Linked DNA regions of Homo sapiens: region 2 is linked to region 1. Evidence: read pairs that join two places in POLR2A ChIA-PET (ENCODE). Cell type or tissue: GM12878. All regions are shown on one strand. Each heading gives the region's core, and the rest is flanking DNA. Links, peaks and the distances in the headings are about the cores only.

The links. Peaks named below come from ENCODE experiments on the same cell type or tissue, not always from the same donor. Only the 100,000 strongest peaks of a DNase experiment are listed, where the experiment ranks them.
Region 2: POLR2A ChIA-PET joins it to region 1 with 20 read pairs; 1 of 35 experiments calls an interaction of 5 or more read pairs at or near these places.

What each region holds. Positions count from the first base shown.
Region 1 is chr22:43,259,863-43,267,891 of GRCh38, reverse strand. SCUBE1 (signal peptide, CUB domain and EGF like domain containing 1) reads left to right here. Exons shown (of 22, transcript NM_173050.5): 5 at 5,047-5,172. LOC124905129 (a long non-coding RNA gene) reads right to left here. Exons shown (of 2, transcript XR_007068120.1): 2 at 4,169-8,029. Among named protein-coding and RNA genes, the nearest start is that of SCUBE1-AS1, 12 kb to the left of the region's middle. RefSeq lists enhancers at 2,874-3,373, 3,731-3,780, 3,374-3,875, 3,801-4,080, 3,287-4,486. In GM12878, for the core only: no CTCF peak of the experiment used is centred there; DNase peaks (open chromatin) are centred at 3,641, 3,951 and 4,501; H3K4me3 peaks cover 1,087 bases; H3K27ac peaks cover 1,485 bases.
Region 2 is chr22:42,885,102-42,893,130 of GRCh38, reverse strand. PACSIN2 (protein kinase C and casein kinase substrate in neurons 2) reads left to right here. Exons shown (of 11, transcript NM_001184970.3): 4 at 1,949-2,184; 5 at 4,333-4,488. Among named protein-coding and RNA genes, the nearest start is that of ARFGAP3, 32 kb to the right of the region's middle. RefSeq lists enhancers at 9-108, 3,286-3,345. In GM12878, for the core only: no CTCF peak of the experiment used is centred there; a DNase peak (open chromatin) is centred at 3,640; H3K4me3 peaks cover 873 bases; H3K27ac peaks cover 2,281 bases.

The DNA of each region.
Region 1 (8,029 bases), core at 2,845-5,344:
AGCCCTCATGGCCCCAGCTGCCACCCAGAGATACCACCTGCAGGAGGGGATGAGTTGGCATTCCTTCCCGTTAGCTCACTGCCCTCAGATGGCCCCTCTGGGAGAGGGCAGAGAGGGCATGCCACCCGCTCTCCCTCTGAGGTTCGGAGGCACAGAGGATACCGCAGGTGCTCCAGTGGGTGGGGCCAGTGCCTTATCCCTGCCCCAGCCTGCCACCCTGGTCGCTGTGTCACTGTTGCTTTATCTGTCTGGTGAGGAGCTAGAATGGGCCACCCTTAGACCCTGCTAGTGCTGGGGTCTCTTCCTGTCCAGCATGCTGTGTTAAGTGAGGGGGAAGGGACTGTTCCACAGGGACCGCAGGACTTCTCAGAGCCTTTATCATGTGCTGCGAATTTCCCACATCAGGCATCCGAAGCGCTGTGTTTCTAGCACACGCAGCTAGGGATGCCATAAGAGCATTTTCAAAATTCTAGCCTTGCCTCCTAAAATAACAGACAACCCGCTTCATCTGTTCCGAAATAGGGGGCTTTCTTTCTCTCTTCTTCCTTCCTTGCTCCCTCCTCTCTCCCTTTCCATTCTCCCCTCTCTTTCCCCACTCATTCTTCCCTTTCCTTCTTTCACCCACTGTTTGCAGATCCCTAACCCTGTGCCAGGCCCTGTGCTGGGTACTCGTGATACTGAAAAGAATGAAGCTCATGTCTCCCCAACGGGTTACCCACGGTTGGCAGGAAAGAGTGTGACGGAAGCAACTATTCCGATTTCCTACGAGGCAGAATGAAGCAAGGGCAGATAGGAGTGCTGTCGTAGCAGCCTTGCTCTACCAAGACCCTCCCTGTGTCTCCCTCGATATTGTCACCTCGTTTCAGCTTCCCAGCAACTCTCAGGGGCAAAGATTATTACATCCCCATTTCACAGCCGAGAAAACAGACATCCTGTGCTGCAGGGGAGCGGAGGCTTTGTCCTCACACTCAGGGCCTGCCAGTAACAGCCGTGGAAGGTCAAAAGAGGAGCCAGGGTATGTGCTTCGTGGAGGGGCTGCTCCGAGAGCTTCAGGGGACGTAGCATCTGAACTGGCCTTGGATTTCGCTGGGCTCTTACGTCTGGAAACAGTGGCCAGTAACAGGCACCGTGTAGTCGCCCACTCTGCACCAGGTTCCCAAATCGGTTCCCCCCAGGAAACGTCTGCTCCCTATTAGCCATCTGGGTCCCACAGGTGTAGCCGAGTGACCCCAAGGTAGGAGAACTTAGGCTGGGAGCCCAGTGGCCCAGCTTCCAGCCCTGCTGTATGTGCTGGGACATTGATTTCCCATCTCAGGGGCTCATTTTCTGTCTCTATAAGATAGACAGACAAGATGCGCTGCAGGGAGGGGTCCAACCCTGACCTTCTGTGGTTCCGCCAGCCACGGAGCCTATCTGCTTGTGGCCTCCAAAAGCCAGTGTTGCCCGTGAGTGGAGGTGAAAGCAATGCAGCTGACAGAGGAGCTGATGAGTGCTTCGGAAGCCACAGTCAGCCCCCAGGCCAGGCAGTAGCAGCCATCCTTGCAGTGGTTGTAGGGTCATTTTGAAATGTGATAGTGATGCTCCCCCAACCACCCTTCTCGGGGAGGAGGCGCCTCAGAAGCACTCAAGCTGAGCAGACTCCAGCCTGACCACAGCCTCACCATGCAGCGGGTGAGCCTGGCTCGCGCGGGCCTGACTGGGGCATCTCAGGGCACCCTCCTTGTTCTGGAAAATATAGCTTTTAATACAAATATATGACTTGTGCTAACATGTAATATTTTTTTTTTCTTTGAGATGGAGTCTCACTCTGTCGCCCTGGCTGCAGTGCAATGGCGCAATCTCAGCTCACTGCAGCCTCCACCTCCTGAGTTCAAGCAATTCTTCTGCCTCAGCCTCCCAAGTAACTGGGATTACAGGCTTGCACCACTACACCTGGCTAATGTTTGTATTTTTAGTAGAGACGGGGTTTTACCACGTTGGCCAGGCTAGTCTCGAGCTCCTGACCTCAGGTGATTCCCCCCGCCTCGCTCTCCCAAAGTGCTGGGATTACAGGCGTGAGCCACCATGCCCACCCCCATGTAACAAGTTTTTTATCTTGTTTTTAAATAAGTTAATAAGTAAATGTAAATTTCTCTCTGTAGTATCTAGCCAGTCTCGATAGCTGTAACACATAAACACGTCCATCAGAGCGATTTGGGCTCCTTTATAATTGTCAGGAATGTAAAGAGGTCCTGAAGCCAGTCCCACTAACAATCACTGGCCCGTCCCTTGCTCTCCGTTGCAGAGCCAGTGGGGGCTCCCGTGCTGGGGATGCTGGGTGAGAGGCAGCGTGCAGGGGGCCTACCGTGGGGTGTTGAGTGAGGATGGCTAATCACAGGACCTCAGTTCTACCTCAGGGTCTTTAGGTGGGAGACGAAGGGCTCCACCCTCTTCCCCAAGTTGTTGAGAGGTAAAGTAGAGACCTTTGAGACCAGCTGACTACAGATAGGGCCTGGGGCTCACCCTTCCCAGCTCTGCGATTCTGTTGCTTAGTGTCTTATTGACTGTGGGTTACTGCAGTCCATAGTCATGCTAGAGTACGTCCCCAAAGTGTCCTTCACCAAGAAAACAACAACATCTTGGCTCAGTGTTAAAGTCTTTAGAGTCTCAAGAAGAAAGATCACTTGATGGCAAGTCCACGACGAGGGAGAAAACTGAAAGACCTCTAGGGCTTAATATTCCATTACCCAGGGCTCCGGCGTGCATCAGCTCCCCAGTGACAAATGTATGGTTGGTGATGATTAGCAAGGCTTCTTGTAAACTGTGATTCTTTGGCTGGGAATGGAAATTCAATCTCCCTTTCTTCATCATCTATAAGCCTTTGCCAAACAAGGGCCCTTGGGCTCTTCCCAGCTCAGGAAGAAAGCACAGATCTGCTTACAGCATTGATCTCCTGTGCCGGCCATAGGACAGCCCTAGGAAATTCACATGGGTGGTGGCATGGGGAGACACAGGGAGTAGAAGGCAGGAGCCAGGAGGCTTTGGGGAACTGGTGGAGTTTGAGGCAGGCCTAGGATTTAGTTTATGGAAGATAGGAGAGGGTGTCCGGCCCAGGAGGAAGGAGCAGCAAGGGGAGATGGAGCACCCTCGGGGGCTGCCCAGCAGGCATTGTGGGATGGCGAACCGTGGAGTGTGTACAGCTGTGAAGAAGCTGGAACAGCAGGGAGCCATGGAAGCCAAATGAACAGGGATGAAGGGGGCGACCCTGGACTCAGCCCACCGCCGACAACAGCTGTCAGTAACGGTCAGGGAGATGGCTTGCTGGCCACCACCCACTGGCCAAACCCTTACCAGGGCAGGAGGCTCCCAGAGGACCTGATGAGGGACTGAATATGTCTCAGTAGCCTGGGAAGGTTTCTCTACCGAGAGCCGCCTCTGGCCACCCGGTCCAGCCAGGCCCCAGGGAGGAGCCACGCTGTCTCCAGACCTGCAGGAGAGACACCGGCCTCAAGAGCCAGTGCCCCCACAGACAGACCTCGTCTCTTATTGCCTGGCATTTCCTGTCTGTAACTGGATTTAATTTGCACAGCTCCTCTGTGAGACAGAGGTGATCCTGCCCCTTCTAAGATTAGGCTCAGAAAAGGGAAGCAGTTGTCTCCCAGGCCACAGCCAGGAAGGAAGCCAGATTCACACCTACATCTGCCTGACTTTACAACGACCTTTCTAAGAAAGGGACGTGCTATGGCTGGCTTGTCTCAGCTTGTGAGAGCCAACTGTGCACATTTGTTCCCAGCTCTACCCTTGGCGACATCTCCCTGGTACCTTGAAATTAGCCGTGGCTGGCGTATTTATCCCACGTAAATTGGTAAATACTGCAAATCAGCCTCCACCCCTGCCGGCTGTTAAGCGTTGACCGCACGCCACTATCTGTGTGACTCAGGCGCTGATGCTGTTTTGGAATCGAGCCAGCGGAAAGGGTCTTTCCGTGTGAACTTGCAGCTTCTGTGCAGGGCAGCAGCATGAAAGCGCTTTCCGTGCTAACTCGTTGCTTAGTTAGACTCTGCGTCATTCCAACAATTTGATTGATTAGTGAGAAAATCAAGGTGAGGAAATATGAGTCGCAAAATCAGGTGAAACCAGGAGTTACAGTGCCGGGCAAAATGCAGGCTTCCTCATTTCCATTTGTTTGTTTGATTTTTAACTTTAGACGTTTTTGTCTTTATTACAACTAGCAGGGTGTTTGTGTTCTTAAATCTATTCTGTGTTGCTGCATACCCGTATTTAAAGTGGACGGGGTCAGGATTGAGCCAGTCCTCCCTTGGAACAAGAGGCCGGTGTGTCCCGGGGGAAGGAGGTTGCCCTGTGCGTGTTCGCCGTCTGCAGCCTTCACTGCCGCTCCCCGAGCCGGCTTCACTCCTGCCTGAGCTTCCTGTGGGTGGAGGTGGAAGGCAGGTCACAGAGCTGGTGGGTTGGCAGACAGAGGCGCTTCCCTTTCATCTGCCTTGGCCTCTTGATGGACTTGTGACCTACAACCTCTCACTTGACCCCTGACCTCATAAATTCTAGAAACGCCTCACAAATCACCAGGAAGATAAACATCAACTGAGGTCAACGGAAGGGGGTATGAGCCACTCCAGGCAGACAGAGAGGGGAGATCCAGTCTGCTGGGCGGGTGGGGGGTACCCTAGAACCATGGGTGGCTCGGGAGAGGGGAGCAAATCACCCTGACACAAAAGTAGTTCTACAGACCATGCCCCACAATCTGACCTAGAGCAAGAGCTTGGTCTCCGTGGGTCACGAGGTGCCATTTACAGTGCAACTCACAGAGCAAAGCCTGAATCTAGACCCAGGCACCGTGCCCTTGCTTTCTCCCTAAGGGATATCCATGTAGATGGCTGCTGCACACACGCATATGTGTGTGTGCGCAAGTGCGTGTGTGTGCATGATACATGCAATGACAGCCCATTTGATTGTTACATATCATTGGCTATCCCCTTTCAGCCTGAAATTTTCTCTCTCCCTCTCTGCCTGGTCTTCAACCCGTCTCTTGTCTGTCTCTCTTCCCAGAGGGTATGAACTGCATGAACAAAGACCATGGCTGTGCCCACATCTGCCGGGAGACGCCCAAAGGTGGGGTGGCCTGCGACTGCAGGCCCGGCTTTGACCTTGCCCAAAACCAGAAGGACTGCACACGTAGGTAGAGGGAGACAAATGGGTCAAACGTCCCGTGCGTCTCCTGCCATTACTTTCTGGAGGGTCTGTCCAGTCTGCTGGACTTTGGCCAGGGAGGGTCCCCAGCCCCATGGGGTGGAGAGAAGGGCAGGGCCTGTGGAAGGGGCCTGATAGGGCATAAGGGACAAGGGTTGTAAACCCTAGCCTTGGGGTTTTCCGCACCAAGCACGACACCACCAGTGTAGCCCCAGGAGCTGGGCTGGATCTTATGGCAGCCCCTGAGCCTAAGCTGTCCAGCAGGAATGGTGGGGCCGTGGCACAGAGGTCTACAGGACCAGGTTTCTCGATGGGCCTGGGAAGCCCCTGGTAATGAGTAGTACAAAGAAGGAAAAGAGTATGGTTCTGAAGTGGTCCCATTCCGGGCTGTGCTGACCTTTTTTCCGGGACCAAAGATCAGAACTCTGCACACCTATAGTCCCAGCTTCTTGGGAGGCAGAAGCCAGAGGATCACTCTAGCCCGACTTTGAGTCCAGCTTGGACAATACAGCAAGACCCCATCTCTAAAATAAAATGTAAAGATCAGAACTCACAATTTGACCCCTGCAAGGCTAACTGCAGATGGTGATATTCTGGGAGATCTGGGCTGAATGAGGCCTCTGGCCAAAGACACCATTTCAGGATCTGCTTGGTGGTCTGCCTACGGGGCCCACGTGTAGTCCAGCCTCTTAATGGGGTCACCCCATTCCCCAGTAGGAGTAGGAGCCAGGAAACCAAGTAGAACGATGGCTGAACTCAGAAGCTTGGGAGCCAGTGCATCCTCCCCACAGCTACGTGGGGGAGATGGTGGGGTGGGCCTCTCCTCGTGGGAGATGAGGGCACCAGGGATACCCAAAGCGATGTCATATTTGCCCTTTTTACAAAGAGCCAAAGAAGACTGCTGGAAGCACTTTCCATCTCTGGCAAGAGACAAGTGCCTCATATCAAGCCCACATTCTAATGCAGAAAAATGCTAGGGAGAAGTGTCCAGTTCCAACTCCCAATAGAGAAGGTGGTCCTCACCCTAGCTGTGGAAATGAGAGACTGAGGCTGCCCCGCTGTCATAAAGAAAATGACCGTTCTTCCACCCATCTTTCTGTGGAGAGGACAGCTGGCCCTTGTTGGTCCATCATCCACAGTCACTGATCCTCTCAGTTGTCATCAGCTCTCCTGTGGGTGCCTTGCCATACCTTTCCCAACTCATGGTCTCCTAGAATAGTCACCAAGGCCCTGGGGACCCACGTGTACCAGATGTGATTCATCCATTCTTCAAAGTGAAGGTGCTTCCTTCTGTCCCAGGTATGGTCCAAGAGGCGGACCACCTTTCTCTGTGTTCCTGGCTCTTTCCTGTGGGGTGGCCAAGATAAGCCTGTATACTGTCACCCAGGGCAGGACCAAACGGGCAGTCTCGATTGGAAGTGCCAGCCTCCAGCCCCAGGGCTCCATCCAGGCCCCGTCTCCACACCAGATGGATTCCTTTAGCTGCAGAGAAGTCTTCTGCCCCCGGCCACCTCAGAACAGAAATGCTGACTCCAGCTTTCCCAGTCCCCCGTGTTGTGTGATCTGAGTTTCCTCACGAGAAAGGCCAAGGTCAAAAATGCATGGCGTCAGCAGGGTTGTGGATAGCCCTGGCCAGAAGGACAGTGCATTCTCTTAGGCAGAAGACAGGCCGAGGGCCTGCTCCAACTGGGCCTTGAGCCCAGTGCCAGGGAGAGGCTGCAGGTGGCCTGACTGTGGGCGGCTTGCTCCCTGACCCCATAGTACATCTGACACAAGCACTACAAGGAGGAGTTTGCTCAGAGAGCATCTTCTGAGCGCCAGCCTGGTGCGAGAGGTCAGGGACTAGGCAGGGCCCTGTGAGCAGCTAGGACACCCCCCACAACCCTCACCCCAGCTGCCCCCGCCAGGGAAGGGCTCAACCCTTGCCTGGAATATGTGCTGGCTTAAGAAACAGCAGTCCCACCCTCTCCGTGGGTGGCTGAATATCACCAAGGTATGGAGAGCCCGATGTGATTTCTGGGGCCTGAGGCCTCCCGTGAAGGGCCTGCACAGGCAGCTGCCCAGCGAGCCCAGCTTTGGCTGCTTCTGTGAGGTTAATGAGACAAGGTTGGTGAGAAGTTAGCTCTGAGGCATTCGCTCTAGTCCTTGAAGTCACTTGCATTCCAGGAAATTCCAGATCTCAAGCTGGGTTGGGGGCTGAGGCCTGGCTTAGCCAAGCAGCCTCTGTGGCTCAAGAGGACTGCAGGGCTCTGAACCAAGCTGTCATCCGTCCAGAGCCCAGGACCCACTCCAGGGCCGGAGCTAGAGGAGGTTTTCTCCATCCTTCTATCCGTCTCACCAGAGCTTGAGCTCAGACATCTCTGTGTACAAGCTGTAGACTCTCCGGTATTCGAAGGCTCGACCTTTGGGGGTCTGTGAGACGCACAAATGACTATGTGGAGGGAACAAGGGTCCCTGAGCCTGGATCCCCTTCGAGTTGCCTCAGGCAGGCCTCCATCCTCATTAGAGTCACTTTTGGGGCACAGCCTGTCTCCAGGAGCCTGGAGCTCAAGAAGAACTGCCTTCTCCCCAGCTGCACCCCTGCCCACTCTGAAACGGGAATCTCCTGGGTCCTAGAAAGACACACGACGTCCAGCCCAAAGTGGGTTCCACCTGGGTCTCTCCCCATCGCCTGAGATCTGCACAGAGCTGCAGCCTCCCGGAATCCCTGGCTTCCCTGGGTTCCTTCCTGGCCGTTGAGGTGAGCTGTTGAGAGATGAAAGCTGAGCTCTCATCCAGGGTGCCGGCTCCACCCTGGAGAAGAGTCACTCCTGAGGAGAAGAGGCTGGAGGGCTTTGTGCTT
Region 2 (8,029 bases), core at 2,109-4,608, 370 kb after region 1:
CCTTAGTTTCTAACACTGAGAGCTGTTTATTTTTAAACTTGGCCATGTAGCAGGTCAGATAAGACTAGCTGGCAACACCTGGCAGTCTTTCTGAGTTTACATTTTAAGGGAATAATTACAGGTGTTGTATGGCAGAGGTTTCACCCCCTTCTGTCCCCACCGAAAAGCTCAGAAGATTCTGTAGCTTTATTAGTGCCACTGTTGTGTGGACAGGGGCCATGCTTAGAACACACTTCCCAGCAGGGAAGGGGAACTTGACTGATTACAGCCTTTCCGGCACAGAAGCAGAGCAGTGTGGGTTTCTCAAGGTGTGTTTTGGGGCAGGCTTTCCTGTGCTGACCAGCTGTCCTCAGCCCCAGCTGTCCTCAGCCAATCAGGGGAGCCAGGTCCCAAGCAAGCCAGGTCTAGTCCAGCTGCCTGTCCTTTCCCGTGATGCTGACATGGGTTGTTTGTGTGGGCTTAGCACAGTCCTTAGGGCAGGGTATGTGCCCAGGCTGTGGAGCAGGCACGTGGCAGAGGAGGGGCCTAGGATAGGTCAGCTCCCTTGGTCGGTGGCAGTGTCGTCATTTCGTTTCCACCTGCTGCAGCCCCTCTCCCAGGATCAAGCTGTCAGTCAGAGCTTGAGGTTTACAGAGCACCCTTACCACCCTCACCTTGTGGGTCTGGCTGTAACGTTGTGGACAGGACAGGAATGTGCTCATTTTGTAGACACGAAGGCACAGAGAGGTCCAACTTCCGGGGCTGTTCTCTGTTGTCTCCAAGCCCCAGAGTCACGTGTCCCCCTCTGGGTTCTCACAGCCTGCCCTCCCCTCAGCCCACCTCTGTCATGACTCAGCGCACTTGGTCACTGTCCCTGTGACCACCTTGAAGACCAGCCATGGATCTTCTCGATTTCTGCCCCGGCTCCGTTGTGGCTCTCCCTCCCTCCAGCCTCACGCCACCCCACCCTACCCCCTGAATAGAAATGCCAGCCTGGATTAGGGCTTCCTTCCTGAGCCTCGGGGACTGAGAACAGTGAGTAGGGAGAGGCGACTCAGCCCCTCCTGCCATACTGGTCCAGAGCAGGCTCCTGCTTCCTCCTCTCCTTCCTCCTGCAGGATGGGCTTCCATTCTGCTGAGGGGACAGTCCTCATTCCACAGTGTTCTCAAGCTTGTGCTCAGAGCCAGGCTCTTTCTGGGAGTGAATGAACACAGTCCTGCAGAGGAAGGCAGTGCAGGGCTAGCCAGGGGCCAAGCAGGGCTGATAGGAGCCATGCCAGGAGAAGCGTTGGCATGGTGTGGGTGGGTGCCCAACACCTGGGAGAAGCATCTGCTCACTTCAGAAGGTCCCCCCTTCTCTGGCCACCTTTAAGTAAATTAAGACTTCTAAGATGTGGAAATTTGAGTTTTTATAGAGTTCAGTGGCTTTAAATAAAGGAAAGGCATGGCCGGGCGCGGTGGCTCACGCCTGTAATCCCTGCACTTTGGGAGGCCGAGGCGAATGGATCACCTGAGGTCAGGAGTTCGAGATCAGCCAGCCTGGCCAACATGGTGAAACCCCGTCTCTACTAAAAATACAAAAATTTAGCCAGGCGTGGTGGCGGGCACCTGTAATCCCAGCTACTCGGGAGGCTGAGGCAGGAGAATCTCTTGAACCTGGGAGACAGAGTTTGCAGTGAGCCAAGATCACGTCTCTGCACTCCAGCCGGGACAATAAGAGCGAAACTCCATCCCAAAAATAAAAATAAAGGAAAGGCATGTAATCCCCCAATTTTCCTAACACGAGGGGCAGAGCAAATTCAGCTTTGGGAACTGAAAAAGGCACAGAGTCCCTGAGAGAAAAATATCTGAAACCCTGAAAGGAAACCCTCTGTGGTCTAAATGGCCACATTGAACAGCCGAGGTGTGAGCAGAGCAGACCCCACCATGGCCGGCGCTGAGTGACCCGCAGCTTCTCTCCCCTGCACAGGGCCCCAGTACGGGACCGTGGAGAAGGCCTGGATGGCCTTCATGTCCGAGGCAGAGAGGGTGAGCGAGCTGCACCTCGAGGTGAAGGCCTCACTGATGAACGATGACTTCGAGAAGATCAAGAACTGGCAGAAGGAAGCCTTTCACAAGCAGATGATGGGCGGCTTCAAGGAGACCAAGGAAGCTGAGGACGGCTTTCGGAAGGCACAGAAGCCCTGGGCCAAGAAGCTGAAAGAGGTACATCTGTCCTGCAGGCTTCCCTGCCCGGCCTTGCTCTGCCTGGCACCCCACTAGCAGCACCACCTCCTGCACCTAGGACTTCCTGCCACTGGCTGTAGGCACAGGAGGCCAGACCTGGTAGAGATGAAGCCACTCCTCAGGCTAGAAGCCCATGGTAGTTGACATTTACCCAGGTTGAAGATGCTGAATGCTCTATGTGCATTCTTTAAATTTTTTATTTTTATTTTTTGAGACAAAGTCTCACTCTCTCTCCCAGGCTGGAGTGCAGTGGTGCAATCTCAGCTCACTGCAACCTGTGCCTCCTGGGTTCAAGCAATTCTGCCTCAGCCCTCCGAGTAGCTGGGACTACCGGCACATGCCACCACACCCTGCTAATTTTTGTATTTTTAGTAGAGACGGGGTTTCACCATGTTGGCCAGGCTGGTCTCGAACTCTTGACCTCAGGTGATCCACCCACCTTGGCCTCCCAAAGTGCTGGAATTACAGGGCATTCTTTAAATTTGATCCTACCAACACATTTTACAGATTTGGTAACTGAGGATCAGAACCATACATTGGTGGTAGAGCTCAAAGCCCAAGCTCTTAACCACTAACAGTACTTCTCCCAACCCTGGGGAAGTGTCTGCTGGAGACTTAAAAGTCCTTGCCGGGCGCGGTGGCTCACGCCTGTAATCCCAGCACTTTGGGAGGCTGAGGCAGGCGGATCACGAGGTCAGGAGATTGAGACCATCCTGGCCAACATGATGAAACCCCATCTCTACTAAAAGTACAAAAATTAGCAGGGCGTGGTGGCGGGCACCTGTAGTTCCAGCTACTCAGGAGGCTGAGGGAGGAGAATCACTTGAACCCAGGAGGTGGAAGTTGCAGTGAGCTGAGATCACGCCACTGCACTCCAGCCTGGTGACAGAGGGAGACTCTGTCTCAAAAAAAAAAAAAAAAGTCCCTTTGGCTGCTCTGCGTGTGCAGTAGCCTTTCTTTATTCCTTTACTTTCTCAATAAACTTGCTTTCACTTTATTTTTTTTTCAAGTCCCTTTGACGATAGAAAGAACTAGTTTACATTTTTCTTTCTCTTGCATAGGTTTTTATCCCAAAATTTCAAACATTGATACCTGTTTTTCTAAAAGTAGCAACCAAAGCCATTGAGTTTTGTCGAGCCTTGGCTAGTTGGAGGCTGTCATCTGTCCACCCCAGCCCTCAGCTTGTGTGCCCCGCCCCTGCCTGCAGCCTCGCCCCCCATTCCTAGCTGGAATGGAGTAGACGGTAGATGTGCCACCCCCAACACCCAGATGTTCTCTGGCCTTGCGCTGCCTTCCTCCGCCTCAGAATCATCCAGAACATGCCTCTGTCCTTCCGGATGGTTTTCTCTGTGTCTCCTTTTCTCTGTGTCTTAGCTTTTGTCACATCTCCTTTCTCTTCTGTTTTGTCCCTGGCCCCATTCATAATGAAACTGTCTGTGTCTCATGAGGCCTTTGCTAATAAACTCCTCCTTCCCTCTAGAATGAAATTTGTGGCTTTGGCTCAAATAAGGAAGGATCTGTTAAGAGTGTGTGTGTGTGTGTGTGTGTGTGTAAAAACCATTAAAACCAGAGGAAATGTGGCTGATGGCCCTGCCCCCTAGTATGGTCCTCTCTCTCATGCTGGGTTCCTCCTTGGAACTTTCTTTGTATTTGCCGATCCTGCGGCCTGGCATGGTCTTCCTGGGATGCCCATAACCCCTCCATGTGCGTGTTCCATGTGCGTGCTCCATGTGCGTGTTCCATGTCATCTCAGTGGCTTTCTCCACCCACCCCATGCTCCGTCTCAGTTGTCCTCCCCTACACTTAATGCCCTCTAATTGACTCTGGCATGTAACTTTTCCTATACTGTATCTGCCTCCTGCAACTCAAATGAAAGCTTCACAAAGACCTTGTGTTTCTTGCTGTGTTCCTGGTGCCTCGAACCATGCACAGGACAAGCAAGTACTCCATGAATATGTGTTGAGTGCGTTCCTGTTGTGACTGGTTGCTATGATAGTATACATACAATTTTGTACCTGCCTTTTTCTCCCCTCTTGGTAGCACAAGCATTCCCATGGTCTGTGTGACTTCTAGTGAGGATCCTGAACTCCCAGTGACATGGCATTCAGGAACTCATTCTCCCTGTAGGTAGAAGCAGCAAAGAAAGCCCACCATGCAGCGTGCAAAGAGGAGAAGCTGGCTATCTCACGAGAAGCCAACAGCAAGGCAGACCCATCCCTCAACCCTGAACAGCTCAAGAAATTGCAAGACAAAATAGAAAAGTGCAAGCAAGATGTTCTTAAGGTAAACTGTACACTTGTTTTTACACGTCGAGTGTCACCGTGTCAGTTGTTGACGTGTCTGGCATATAGCCTTCTGTAACTGCTTGGGTGAATGGGTGGATAGAGGGATAAATAACCAATAAAACACACCCCTGTCCTCAAGAAGGCCACAGGTGAGTGCCCTAGCACCTCGCCTCACCATAGCCACTGTACCTGCTCAGTCAAGGGACAGAGCCAGGCTCTGGGCAAGCCAGGGGTAAGAGACAGCTCTTGGTGCTCAGAGACACAAGGACAGCTGGGATTGCTGCAGGGAGCTGCTTGTGCCAACATGGGCGTCGCCAGTGGTGGGTGTGAATGGGTGTGGCTGGTGGCAGGTGTGAATGGTTGTGGCCAGTGGTGGGTGTGAATGGGTGTGGTGTGAGCTGGTATGGAGGGTTATGAGGACCAAATCACCAGTGGCCTGGACAGCCAGGCTGAGTAAGGAGCTTAGGATGCTGCTGACCAGGAGCCACTCAGGAAGGCCTGAGCCTGGGTGGGATCAGGGAGGAGGTGAGGAGGGTGAGATGGTTTAGAAGGATTGCTCTGCTTGTGTAGGGAGAGGGGCTGGGGGCAGAGACCTGGGGGAGGGACTGCAGGCTGGGAGCGCTTGTCTGGGGGAGCCAGGTGGGAGGGAGGATGGAGGGGCCCTGCAGTCTCCACAGTGACAGGCCCCGAAAGTGAGGCAGAGGCTGTGGAGCCAGGGGTGGCAGAAGGGTGGTCTTTGGCCAAGGAGAGACCGTGACCAGGCACTGTGGCATCATGGGTGCCCTTCCATTTCTGTTGTGAAGCGGAGATTTTCTGCCCCATGGGTTAATGAGAAATCATTGTGTAAACTATTACATGCTCCGCAGGTGTAGATAAGTGATTCTGCCTGGAAGGTCCTGGAGTCACAGGACTTAAAACCAGACAGCGTCATCGTCTTGTGATTTAAAAGTTCACAGGAAGGGAGGGGCTCAGCCCTCGGCCCCACCTCCCCTCCTTTGGTCAGCCATGAGGGGTGAGGGCTGGGGGGTGTGATTGCCGAGGGCCTGCCCTGCCTCGGTGTTTGGAGAGGAGATTCCCAACCAGGATTTGCAGAGAGAGACGGAATGAGGTAGAGAGAGGCTGCACTCCAGGAAGAGGACATGGGCAGAGGGGAGGCAAGAGGCCTAAGCTGGTTTCACTACCCACCAGCCTTTCCTGGCCCCTGTCAGTTAGGTGGTGGCATCCCTGTTTTGTGAATGAGGAAACCAAGATCAGAGAGGTTAAGTCACGTGCCATCCAGCAGGTGAGAGCAGGAACTTCTGACCTCAAGCCCATACATATGCCCTTTCTCCACTGTTCCTCACTGCTATGCCGTCGGTGTAGCAAGGGGAACACGTCATCTACACGAGAGTTCGTCACTCAGACCAAGTGTCAGAATCCTCTGGGAAACCCCTCTCACTCCCATTGCTGGAGCCAGGAATCTGGGCTTTTGAAGCAGCCCAGGTGCCTCCACGGTGGGATCAGGTGAGGAGCCTGGAACCAACTACTGAGTGGGAGGCACCTGGGCTCAAGAAGCACAAGGTCCGGGAGAACTCTCGGGCCTTTGCCAGAATCCCAGGGAATCAGGTGCCCAAAAAGGTGCCTAGAGGAAAGATGGGGCTTCTCCATGTTGGGCGGGGGCGTGCCTGTGTGAGAGAAAGGGAGACAGAGATGGAGAGGAAGAGGCCTTTCATGTTTGACAGCCACCCAGAACATCAACTCAGGCTTTTGCAGAACAGGCCCAGGGCTCGAGGTTGGACATAAGCGCCTGGCAGGATGACTGGGACAGTTTGTAGTGGGTTCCCTCCTGGGACCCTCCCTGCCTCTTTGGTCTGGCCAGTGACTGCAGGATATGAGAGGTCCTTGTGTGCCTAGAGCTCTGGAGAGGAGGCCAGTCCCTCCCCACCACCCTTCTTGACGCAGTTTCCAAAATCCAGCACACAGCCTGGGAAACATAGTGAGACCTCATCTCTACAAAAAATTTAAAAACTTAGTTGGGTGTGGTAGCACGTGCCTGTAGTCCCAGCTACTTTGGAGGCTGAGGCGGGAGGATTGCTTGAGCCCAGGAGTTCAAGGCTGCTGCAAGCTGTGGTCACACCACTGCACTCCAGCCTGGGTGACAGAGTGAGACCTCATCTCTAAAGTAGGTAAGTAGGTAGGTACATACATACCTACCTACCTACCTACCTACCTACCTACCTACCTACATACATACCATTGCTGACTGGTTGCACATGTACTTTCATGTTTCTTATCAGCCATCAACTACATCTTGTAGCATCCATCATAAAAGAACTTTTTGCATTTAGTGCTAAAATATTACAATCCACCTAAGGGTGAAGGCCGCCTCTTGTTTTACTCCATGGGTGTTCGCTGAGAACTTTCTATGCCCTGCAAGGGGATTTCCAGAACAGTGATGACCCTGCTGAGTACCTGGCCTGTGCTGGGGGCAGGACTTGGGGCTAGCAGGGTCGGCACAGGCTGAGGGCAGGGGCAGCCCAGAGGTGGAGCATCTTGTTGCCACTGAGTACCCTGAGAGCTCCCGGGAGGCTATTGTGTCTTGAAGGCTCCTGAGATGGGGCTGCTCTGTGTCACTTCAGCAGTATCCTCCAGATGCTGGGCGCTGAACCCACAGCTATGTGTCTTGGGCTTCTGAGCTAGGCTCCCATGCAGGGCTGCCAGGTAGTGGGCACGGGCAGTGTGGATGGCTGTGGGGAATAGGGGAATAGCCACAGCGCTGTGGAGCTCTTTCTCTGCTGGGCATGCCCCAGCCCTGGCAGGGGTGGCCTTTTCCTGGCACAGAGGACCCAAGCCCAGCCATCTTAGGAGGCTGAGAAGCAGAGCAAGGACCCGGATACCAGGAGAGGAGAAAGGGGCAGGAGTCAGGGCCCTAGAGGGCGGGGTGGAACCTGGTCTCACGAGGCTGGGGAAGGCTTCAAGAAGAGGAGTTGCTTTGGAGCCTGAAGCAGAGTCTCCCAGGGCTCTGAGCCACGTGAGTCAGAGGAGAGCATCTGGGAGGGGAGCCGCATGGGCAGGGTAGACTCAGTCCCAGCTGGGGGCAGAGAGGGTGCCCGATAGGCCTGCAGTGTCTCGGGAAGCGCTCCATCCTTCCTCAGAAGGCCCTGCACATGTTGTTAGGGACAGCAAAGCTTAGACCTGAGTGGAGCCCGTGACTACCCCCATAGTAGAAAGAATTGCAATAAATAGGTGGCCCCAGCCCTGCTATCTCTCACCCACCCCAGGGGGACAACACGACCATGATCCCACCAACTAACAAAACCACCTGGCCACCAAACTGGTGGCCCTGCATGCTGAGATGAGGGGGTGCGGGGAAGTGTGTACCAGTGTGAGGTCATTGACCTCGAGGCACATCCCCACCAGATGAATGTGCCCACTTTAGCCATGTCTTAGGAATTTCACACGTTTTCTAGCTGCCCCTGGATATTCTTGAGATAGGCCACACCTGCTTTTTAACATTTCCTGCCTTGTAAAACCCCTTCTTGGGACAATCTGGGAGGGAG